2 separate regions of the Mus musculus genome follow, and region 1 is linked to region 2. Evidence: chromatin contacts called from ENCODE POLR2A ChIA-PET data. All regions are on one chromosome and are shown on one strand. Each heading gives the region's core, a stretch centred on a gene start or an enhancer-like site at or near the end of the contact. The rest is flanking DNA. Distances are from core to core; before and after follow the strand shown.

Region 1 (4,440 bases), core at 1,020-3,519, 97 kb after region 2:
TATTAATGGCCCTACACTCCTTGGGCTGCTAGTTCAATTATTTTCCCAGACCAAGTGTGACTTGTTTCCTTTAAGAATTATAGCTATGCAGTGCTGGAAAGATGGCTCAGTGGTTAAGAGTGCACATTGCTCTTCAGAGGACCTGAGCTGGGTTCTCAGCACTCACGGGGGTGGCTTACAACAGCTTCTAACTCCAGCTCCAGGGGATCTGGGATCTGATACTCTTCTCCTTCTTAGGTAGGTACTGGCCAGGACCCTTCCTTTTTGTTGATTATCTTCCATAATACTGGAAGGTGCTATGTAGGTTCCTGGGGGAAGTAACACCCAGATGTGAACTCCATGAGCCACAGTAACAACTGGCTTGGCAAGTACAATAGTGCCATGAAAATTATGGAAGCAACCAACTGTTTCCTGGTTGGGCTGAAATTCTACTCTACAGGATAACTGGCCAAGATCCAGCTGCTGGGGAGCTCATAGCTCATAAGTAATTCTACTATTATTGTGTTAAATGGACATAGCATCAGACTGCCCTGAAATAGTTATCACACCAATAGATTAGTGCAACTCTCAGTGCTCTCTAGAGAAGCTCCTTTTTGCCTTGGACGCCAGATAATACAGAGTCACATCTGGTCCAAGTGCAAAGAATCAATGTCTGTGAAGTGCTCAACCATAAGTTGAATATTTATAGCATGTCACCACCACCCAAGGTTCAGGGAACACTGAGGAGGAGGAGAAGGAGGTGGTGGAAGGATTTTTAAGAGCCAGAAGTCTGGGGTGACTGGACTCTTCTGGGCATGACCACTACACTCATGCATTTACAGAAGCCATGGTTGCCTGTTAAAGATCTGTACAAGAGCAAGCAGTTGACATTCCATTGTGAACAGAGCATAGACGCCCCGCCCCTAGCTGAAGAGCTATTGGCCTTTGATGGGTGCCAGAATGAGTCAGTTTTCTTTAGAGGTGGGTCCCTGACCACGATCTAGTGGACTAGTGGACTGTCTCACATCCAGGCATATATGGGCAATACTAACTGGACTCACTGGGTTAAGAAACAATGAAAAAGAGGGCACATAGGGGGATCTGGGAGGAGTCAGAAAGGTGAGGGAGGGGGACTATGTTTAAAATATATTGTATGCATGTATGAAATTATCAAAGAAAAAATTATATATATAGATATCTGTATCTATATATCTATATAGATATCTATAGCTATATATATATGAAACTGAGCTTGGTGTTAAAAGCCTGTAAATTCATCACTTGGGAGGTGGAGGAAACAGGATCAGGAGTTCAAAGTCAACCTCAGCTCGGACTTCATGAGACCTTGCTTCCAAACACAAATCACATTTGTAAGAACCAGCTTACGCTTAACATCCTCATAATGTTGATACTGAGACAGGGTTGCTGAGAGTCCAACCCCAAATTGAGTGGCACAGTCAATCCCATGAGAGCTTTAAGTACAGAAACTGTCTCAAAAAGCCTAAGTAAACAAACAACACACTCATTCGTTTAGTGGGGCAGGGAGACAAAATGGAACGCTCAATTGCCTCAGCTGCGAACACTTGTGAACCTTGGAATTGGGTGTTGATTTCTGCATCCCTTCTTTGGATGTTGCAAGTTTTGAAAATTAGGTTTTCACAGTGACTTTACAGGCAATGAATTGGGTGTTTCGGATTCTTAAGTAAAGTCACTTAGACTGGACGTGGTGGTGCACATCTGTAAATATCTGTAATCCCACCACTTGGGGCCAGGAGTTGAAGCAGAAGGATCTCCTATGAGTTCAGAACAGCTAGAGCTACGTGTTAAAATACTGTTTCTAAACCAAAAAAAAAAAAAAAAAGAAAGAAAAAGAAAAAAGAAAAGAAAGAAAGAAAGTTAAAGCTCTGGACCAAGCTAAGTTGGTAAGGGGGAAAGCTTTTCCCATTCTAGAGAGACCATTCGTCAATGATTCTGATCAAGTGGTGGTGGTAGCTCGCAATGTAAACCAGTGGGCGTCGTCCTCACACGTCAGCTCCGCCGCCACAGCCCTGGGCCCAGATTGCTACCCCGAGAGCCCTAAGCAGGACTTTGGGCCTGCGAGGAAGTACGAATGTCCGGCAGAGCAGGAGTCCCCGGAGCGAGTGCACGGGACGGACTAACAGGGTACGTACGGGAGCCCCGGGCCAGAAACAAAACACTGGCTTTGGGGCCCGGCCCCTCCCCCGGAAGTGACGCTCGCGCTGCTTCGGCGTCGAGGAAGGGCCCCGGCAGTGCCGGGGGGGGGGGGTTTGAGAGTGGCGGAGGCCGCGGAACGACGGGAGACGGCGGCCGTAGTGAAGAACGTCGAGCGCACGCACGGCGAGTGGCAGCTTAACTATAGCCACTTCGCCGTCCCGGCCGCGTGTGCGAGGGCGGGGCTCGAGACCTGCGGCAGCGGGAGATGCGGGCGGCTGCGGGCACGCGGCTGGCTCGGCTCGGCCGCCGCTTTCTCGGGCCCCGGCGCGGGGGTCGCCACTGTTCGCCGCGCGGTCTTTGAGGTCCGAGTGTGAGGAGCGGTGGGCGACAGAGTCTCGCACCGCGTTCAAGGCCGAGGAGTCCCGTGCCCTGCCTGGTGAGCAGCACGCCCACGCCCCGTCGGGGTCTCGCACCACCGCCCCTCAGCCAGGTTTCCGCGCGGGCCGGGCGGAGGTTGCGGGCGCGGCAGGAAGTGCACCGGGCGGAGGGAGGGGCGGAGCTTGGTGGCGGGAGGGTGGGACCTGGTGGGTGGGCGGGGCCCGCTGGCGCGCTCTCCTTGGGGGAGCAGCTCGGTGGAGCTCAGGTGCTCGCCGGAGCGCCCCCTCCGCCTTGCCCGCACCTCGGTGGGTCGTGAGAAGTCCCTTGGGCGGAAGGTGGCAGCGGTTTTTTGTTGCCTGGGTGGGGCAGAGGGGAACGGTTTTAACTTGCCGGAGTGGCAGGAAGTTGGAAAGTGAAAGTGCTTTCTTGGCTCGCCCACGGGCCGGAGGTCTGCGTCTCCCCGCACTTTGATCTCGGGGCGCGCGGCCTCACGCCGCATTCTTCCCTTCCCCAAGCTCGCTGTCCATCCGGCCACAGGTTTTTCTTTCTCTACTTTTCATCAGTCCTCCTCGCTTCCTGTACAGCTGTGGCAAGCTTTTCCTCGGAAAAGCATTGGAAACATCTTTGAGGGGAGGAGTTTTAACGGGCATCGGCAAGGAAATAAGGGGGAATTTGTTGGGTGAACTCAGAAGACACGGTTGGCATTTTCTCGAGCCCTTGCAATGTGAAGGTTAGGTCATTTAAGTAAGAGTCTTTCAGTAGAATGGCTGCCGTTCTAAGGTCAGAGCTCTTCTCTCTTCCCCCCCATGCACAGAACGTGGGGCTTCTGTATTTCCGGCTAGGAGTGGTGTTTTTAAAAGAGTATGATTCAACTTTTCCTTGTAGGAACTCTTTGTTCTTTGATCTTTGGTTTTATTTTAAAATGGAAACTGCTTACGTGGAGTTTGTTACATTTTTGGGGGGGAAATATTGTCTTAACTTTTGGGACACCATTATATATTTGAGGCAGGGGATGTACTCTTCAGTCACCAGCACAAAAAGGTAAAAAAAAAGTATACATTTAATATCCTCTTGTGGCTCTCACCGTTGCTTTCAGCCTCCTCTCCTTCCTTCTTGTGCTATGTATCAAAACTGGGGTCTGCATCAGGTGTTCATCAGCTGGTCTGCACTCCAGGCGCCCCTGTTCTCTTCTTTTTCCATTGCACTTCTTCGAGAAAGCAATTTTCTCTACCTAGGTGCAGTGCTGGTCATCTAACCTGTGTTCTCAGGCATGCTAGACAAGACAAAGCACTTTGCCACCGAGCTGCTCTCCAGCTCCTAAAGCCCCGTTTCATTGTAGCTTAGAGATTAGTCTTTGAGTGTTAAACCTTTTCCAGCATTTAATCTGTCAACGATGATTTGGGTCCATTTAAGTCTGCCTCCATTATGCTTCTAAAAAACCTTTTGAAGCTGTAATTGTTAGTACTTAGACAGTGTCTCTGTTTTTGTACCTATATGGAATCTGTCTGTCTTGTTCCCTCTTTGTTGGTCAGTAGCCCGGGCTTCATACCCACAGCCCTCCCTGCTTCATCTCAGGAGAGCCTGGGTTATAGGACAGTTTCACTTCTACTTGGTTCCTGTACTTGGGGCTGGGGTAGGGTCTCTAGTATTTCATGTAGCCCTAGCTGGCCTGGAACTTACTATATGGATTGGGCTGGCCAAGAACTCAGATCGAACTTCCTTTGCCTCAGTCCTGGGATAAAAGTGTGTGCCACCATGTTCTCTGTCGAAGTTGAGGAACTCATTGAGGTTCACTTGTAGGAGCTAAAATGAAGAGTTTCAACGGTGTATGTAGGAGTTCTTTGAAAGAATAACACAGAAATTGAATCATGGGTTGATCCTTAGCACAACTAATTTTTTGTGGTGTGT
Region 2 (4,271 bases), core at 644-3,143:
TTAGAGATTTTTTTTTTTACCATATATTTTTTTAAGTGAAGAGGAAATGACGTTGAACGGAAAGGATCAAGAATAACTTTTAAAATTCTTCTCTTTTGCTGCTTTCTTCCCTTAGATAAGTAGAATTTTACACTGGGAGACTTTCAGGAAGCAGATAGTGATGTGGTTTGTTGCTTAGGGACTATATCTTCACTTGGTTTTGTTGTTGACTCAGGGGCTTTCGCAGTCCAAACTGTCCTCAAACTCCCTATGTAGCCAGGCATGACCTTGAACATCTATCTCCTTGACTGATGGCATTATAGGTGTGTATCCTCTTGTCCAGTTTCAGGAGGTGATGAAGATTGAACTCAGTGCTTACTGTGTGCTGAGCAGTTACTCTCAGCTGAGCAACATCCCCACTCTTCAAGTGAAACACTGGCTCTGGCAAGTATTGAAATCGATTTACAACATCATAAAGTGTGTTAGTTTTCTATCCGTATGACTTGAAATATCAACTTACAAGAATACATTTATTTTTCTACAGTTTCATATGTTTCCATTGAGGGCTGCTTGGTCCTAGGGCTTTGTGTCTGTAGAGAGCAAGAGCATCATGGTGAAAAGCATTTCAGCAAAGTGAAACAGATGACATTGTGTTTACAGGCTGCAAGCAAGAAAGACAGAGGGTGGTCAAGTCAAGGTTCCCACATCATGTTAAAGTGCTCACTCCTAATGTCCTAACTTCTACCAGGTCCTGCCTCTTAAATCTTTGGCATATGGGTCCCTAGGGAACATGGAATCCAAACTATAACAGGAAGTAAATCCTAGATATTAATACAAAGATACTGTGCTCTACTTCTGATTTAGGCATTCAGTCTTGAGGCAACTCGAACTACTTTTTTTTTTTTAAGATTTATTTATTTATTATATATGAGTACACTGTAGCTGTCTTCAGACACACCAGAAGAGGGCATCAGATCTCATTACAAATGGTTGTAAGCCACCAGGTGGTTGCTGGGATTTGAACTCCGGGACCTCTGGAAGAGCAGTCAGTGCTCTTAACCACTGAGCCATCTCTCCAGCCTCCCTGCCCCCCCCCCCCGAACTAATTTTATCTTCTATTAAAAACGGAACCTAACACTTAAGCCCAGACTAAAGGCCTTTCAACATAGCACCTTGTTTAGTTCTAGTAATAAGGTAGCCTTGTATCCTACTCTACTCATCATAAAACTGAGGTGCACAGAGGAAACCTAGTTAAGTACTAAGTGGTGGACTTAGAATTTTGAAGCAAGCGTTTTGTCACCAGTCTCCCTCTTAACCATTAATCACCTCTTTCTCTTTGAAATGCTAATATCAGAAATTGAGGTTTTAATGAGTGTTAAGTAGCTCTCAAAGATCAGATTGGGTAGAAGATATTCCTTGTGAACCCAACTCTCTACTTCAGCAGCGTGACTGAGCCCTGGGAGGTTAACGCTGAAGTCAGAGTACAGGATTTCTAAGATTAAGGTCAAATTTTTGAACCTAAGTAATTTCCCTCCAATTCTTAAGTGACGAATCTGCTGCCTATCCCATGAGTCTTGCAATTAGCTGATTTGCAAAATAATCAAGTCAGGAGAAATTAAATCCATTACAGAACCACCTAGTCCACAGAGAACTCTATATAAATCAGGTTATTTGGCAGGGGGTCCAAGATATAACCCAAGCCGAATCTGCAGCTCTGGCGTGGAAGACAGGGGGCGGGCAATCGGCGACCATTTTTGTTTTGCGGCCGTGCGCTCTCAGCGCATCTTGACTAACAGGACCCCATGGAGGAGGCGGGGCCTATCCGGGAGTGGGGCGGGGCTGGGAGGCGTGATGATTCAAATGGACTAATGACTAGGGCGCATCTGACAGGAGTCACCAATGAGCGGGCGTGCTGGGGCGGAGCGCACAAACCCTACGGGGTTTGGTTGCACCGCGGCTTTGGCGCATTTTCGGCTGGTTTGATTCATCCATTTTGAAGAGACGGGGGAGCGGGGGGCTCGTCAGATCCAGGGACCTCAAACCAGCAGCCGCCGACTCTTGAGAAGCCAGCAGCCCGGGGCTCGGCAGCAGCGGCCCCGCCGGCCGGAGCGGGGGGGTGGGGCGCCGAGTGCGCGGGGAGGGGGGTCCTGGTCCTCGGCTCCTCGACTTGGTCGCGCCTCGACAGCGAACATGTCTCGGCCTGTCAGGTCAGTGCGGAGTCCAAGGCCCGGGGCGGGCCGAACGGGCTGGGGTGAGTGGCGAAGGACCTGGGCAACGGGCCTGGAGTCGTGCTCCTGACTACCACGCGCGGCCTTCTGTCGGGGGCCGCGCGCGCCCTTGCGCGTGGGTGCTCGGCGGCGCGCAGGATGGCGGCGGCGCGCACGGGCGCGTCGCCTCCACCCCGCAGGGTCCGGGTCGGCTCCGCGGCCGCCCCCACCTCCGCCATGGCCCTGGCGTGGGCTTGGCGCGCACCAGGCACACCATAGGCCGCACCCCTGGGCCCTGTTGGAGCCTACGGCCGACCCGGGTGCGAACACGGAGGACTCGGTCCTCCAGAGGCTCGCCGGCTTAGCGTTTTGGCGAGCGAGTTGCTTGTGCCCCGCCGCCCGGCCCCGCCTCCATTCTCGGGGTCGCGGCAGGCCCCGCCTCCTAGCCCGGCCTGGGCGGAACCCACGTTTTCCTTTCCCCTTGGGGCAAAAGTGAGTTTTGACACTGAGCCCCGTAAAATAAGGGCCACAGCCTCTCCCCACTTGGGAGTTCTGAACGCATTAACCCCAAGTTTTCTCTTTCCACCGCTTGCAGACAAATGCCCTTCCTCCAGGGACGTGCTTGTTAACCCAAATCCCGTGTGGTTCTCGTTCCCCCTCACCCCGCAGTACGCGTCTCTTGCTACTTCTGTAACCCTCTCTTTCCCCGTGTGACGTTAATCGTAAATGGACTACGATCCACTAGCGATCAGACTTTTATTCACATGGCTTCAAGAAGTTTTCGGTTTCCCCTCACTCGGTGGGCTCCCCTTTAATGCCCTCCAGAGCTGTTGTATAGAATGTGGCTTGGGTGGAGGGTGTGGTTTAGTCCAATCTATTAAGGCCTGAGAGACAGAGGGACAGAGACCGAGACCAAAGTCAATAGATGTTACTTGTAAAGGAGCTTTACCTGGCCCCATTGCCTTTAGTTCTTAACTATTTTTACAGTTATGAATTCATTTCAAGTTTTGGTATCGAAAGTATCCCAATACCAAGGAGAGGTTTGGATCTGGCAACGGTTTTGTGCCCCACTATGTCTCCTTGACAAGATAATCTATTGGTGGTAGATTACCACCCCTCCCACTCGCGAGAGGGAACTGCGGAGGATGAATTACCTACCAGCTTGCTTTTTCCATTCTGTTTTAACCTGCACCTCCAAATTACCATGTCTTCTGTGTGATGTTTGGGAAGTAGTCAATATGACTGTTCCAGGTTATAGTGAGTTCTTTGAGGACATAAATCTAACCAAACTGTACCACCAACTCAAATTACTTTTTTCTAGACAGGGTTTCTCTGTGTAGCCCTGGCTGTTCTGGAACTCACTCTGTAGACCAGGCTGGCCTTGAACTCAGAAATCCGCCTGCCTCTGCCTCCCGAGTGCAGGGATCAAAGGCGCCACCACTGCTCAGCTGAGGTCTCTTGTATAATAAATTAGTTGGTCCTTTTGCTAGAAAGATATGTCTTTTCTTTTAAAAAAAATTTTTTTTAATTTGGGGAGAGGGTGTCTCATGGAGCCAAGGCTCCCATGGAACTCTTCTGTAGATCAGGCTGGTTTGAATCTGCCTCTGCCTTACAAAAAGGTGAGACACTACTACTACTGGCTCATTTAGCTTTGTAACTAACTGTTCCACTTGGTGGCTATTGAAAGTTAAATTAAGTAAAGATTACTGGAAATAAAACTTGTGTTTCTCATTCACACAGTACTTCAGATAGGGTATGGGTCTGCACTCTGCACTGTGCTTTTAATGCTAAATAACTCCTGGTGGCTTGGGAGCACCTCAGAAATGTCCCCTTATGCTGGGCGTGGTGGCACACACCTTTGGTCCCAGCACTTGGGAGACAGAGGCAGGCGGATTTCTTAGTTCTAGGCCAGCCTGGTCTACAAAATGAGCTCCAGGACAGCCAGGGCTACACAGAGAAACCCTGTCTTGAAAAAACAAAAAACAAAAAAAAAAAAAAAAAGAAGAAGAAGAAATGTCTCCTTACTCCACAAAATAATAGTACTGTTTTCTAAAAGAATTGGTGTGTTTTTGTTTTTGTTTTTTT

Evidence for each region. ChIA-PET counts read pairs that join two places held with the same protein, here RNA polymerase II (POLR2A).
Region 1: POLR2A ChIA-PET joins it to region 2 with 10 read pairs in Patski. The contact joins the promoter of Elk4 here to the promoter of Nucks1 in region 2. POLR2A ChIA-PET finds 5 or more read pairs at or near these places in 2 of 5 experiments (Patski and embryonic stem cell).

The regions. Positions count from the first base shown.
Region 1 is chr1:132,005,351-132,009,790 of GRCm38, forward strand. Elk4 (ELK4, member of ETS oncogene family) reads left to right here and starts at 2,270. Exons shown (of 5, transcript NM_007923.3): 1 at 2,270-2,590.
Region 2 is chr1:131,908,565-131,912,835 of GRCm38, forward strand. It overlaps Nucks1 (nuclear casein kinase and cyclin-dependent kinase substrate 1), which reads left to right and starts at 1,894. Exons shown (of 7, transcript NM_175294.3): 1 at 1,894-2,186. The coding sequence starts at 2,170.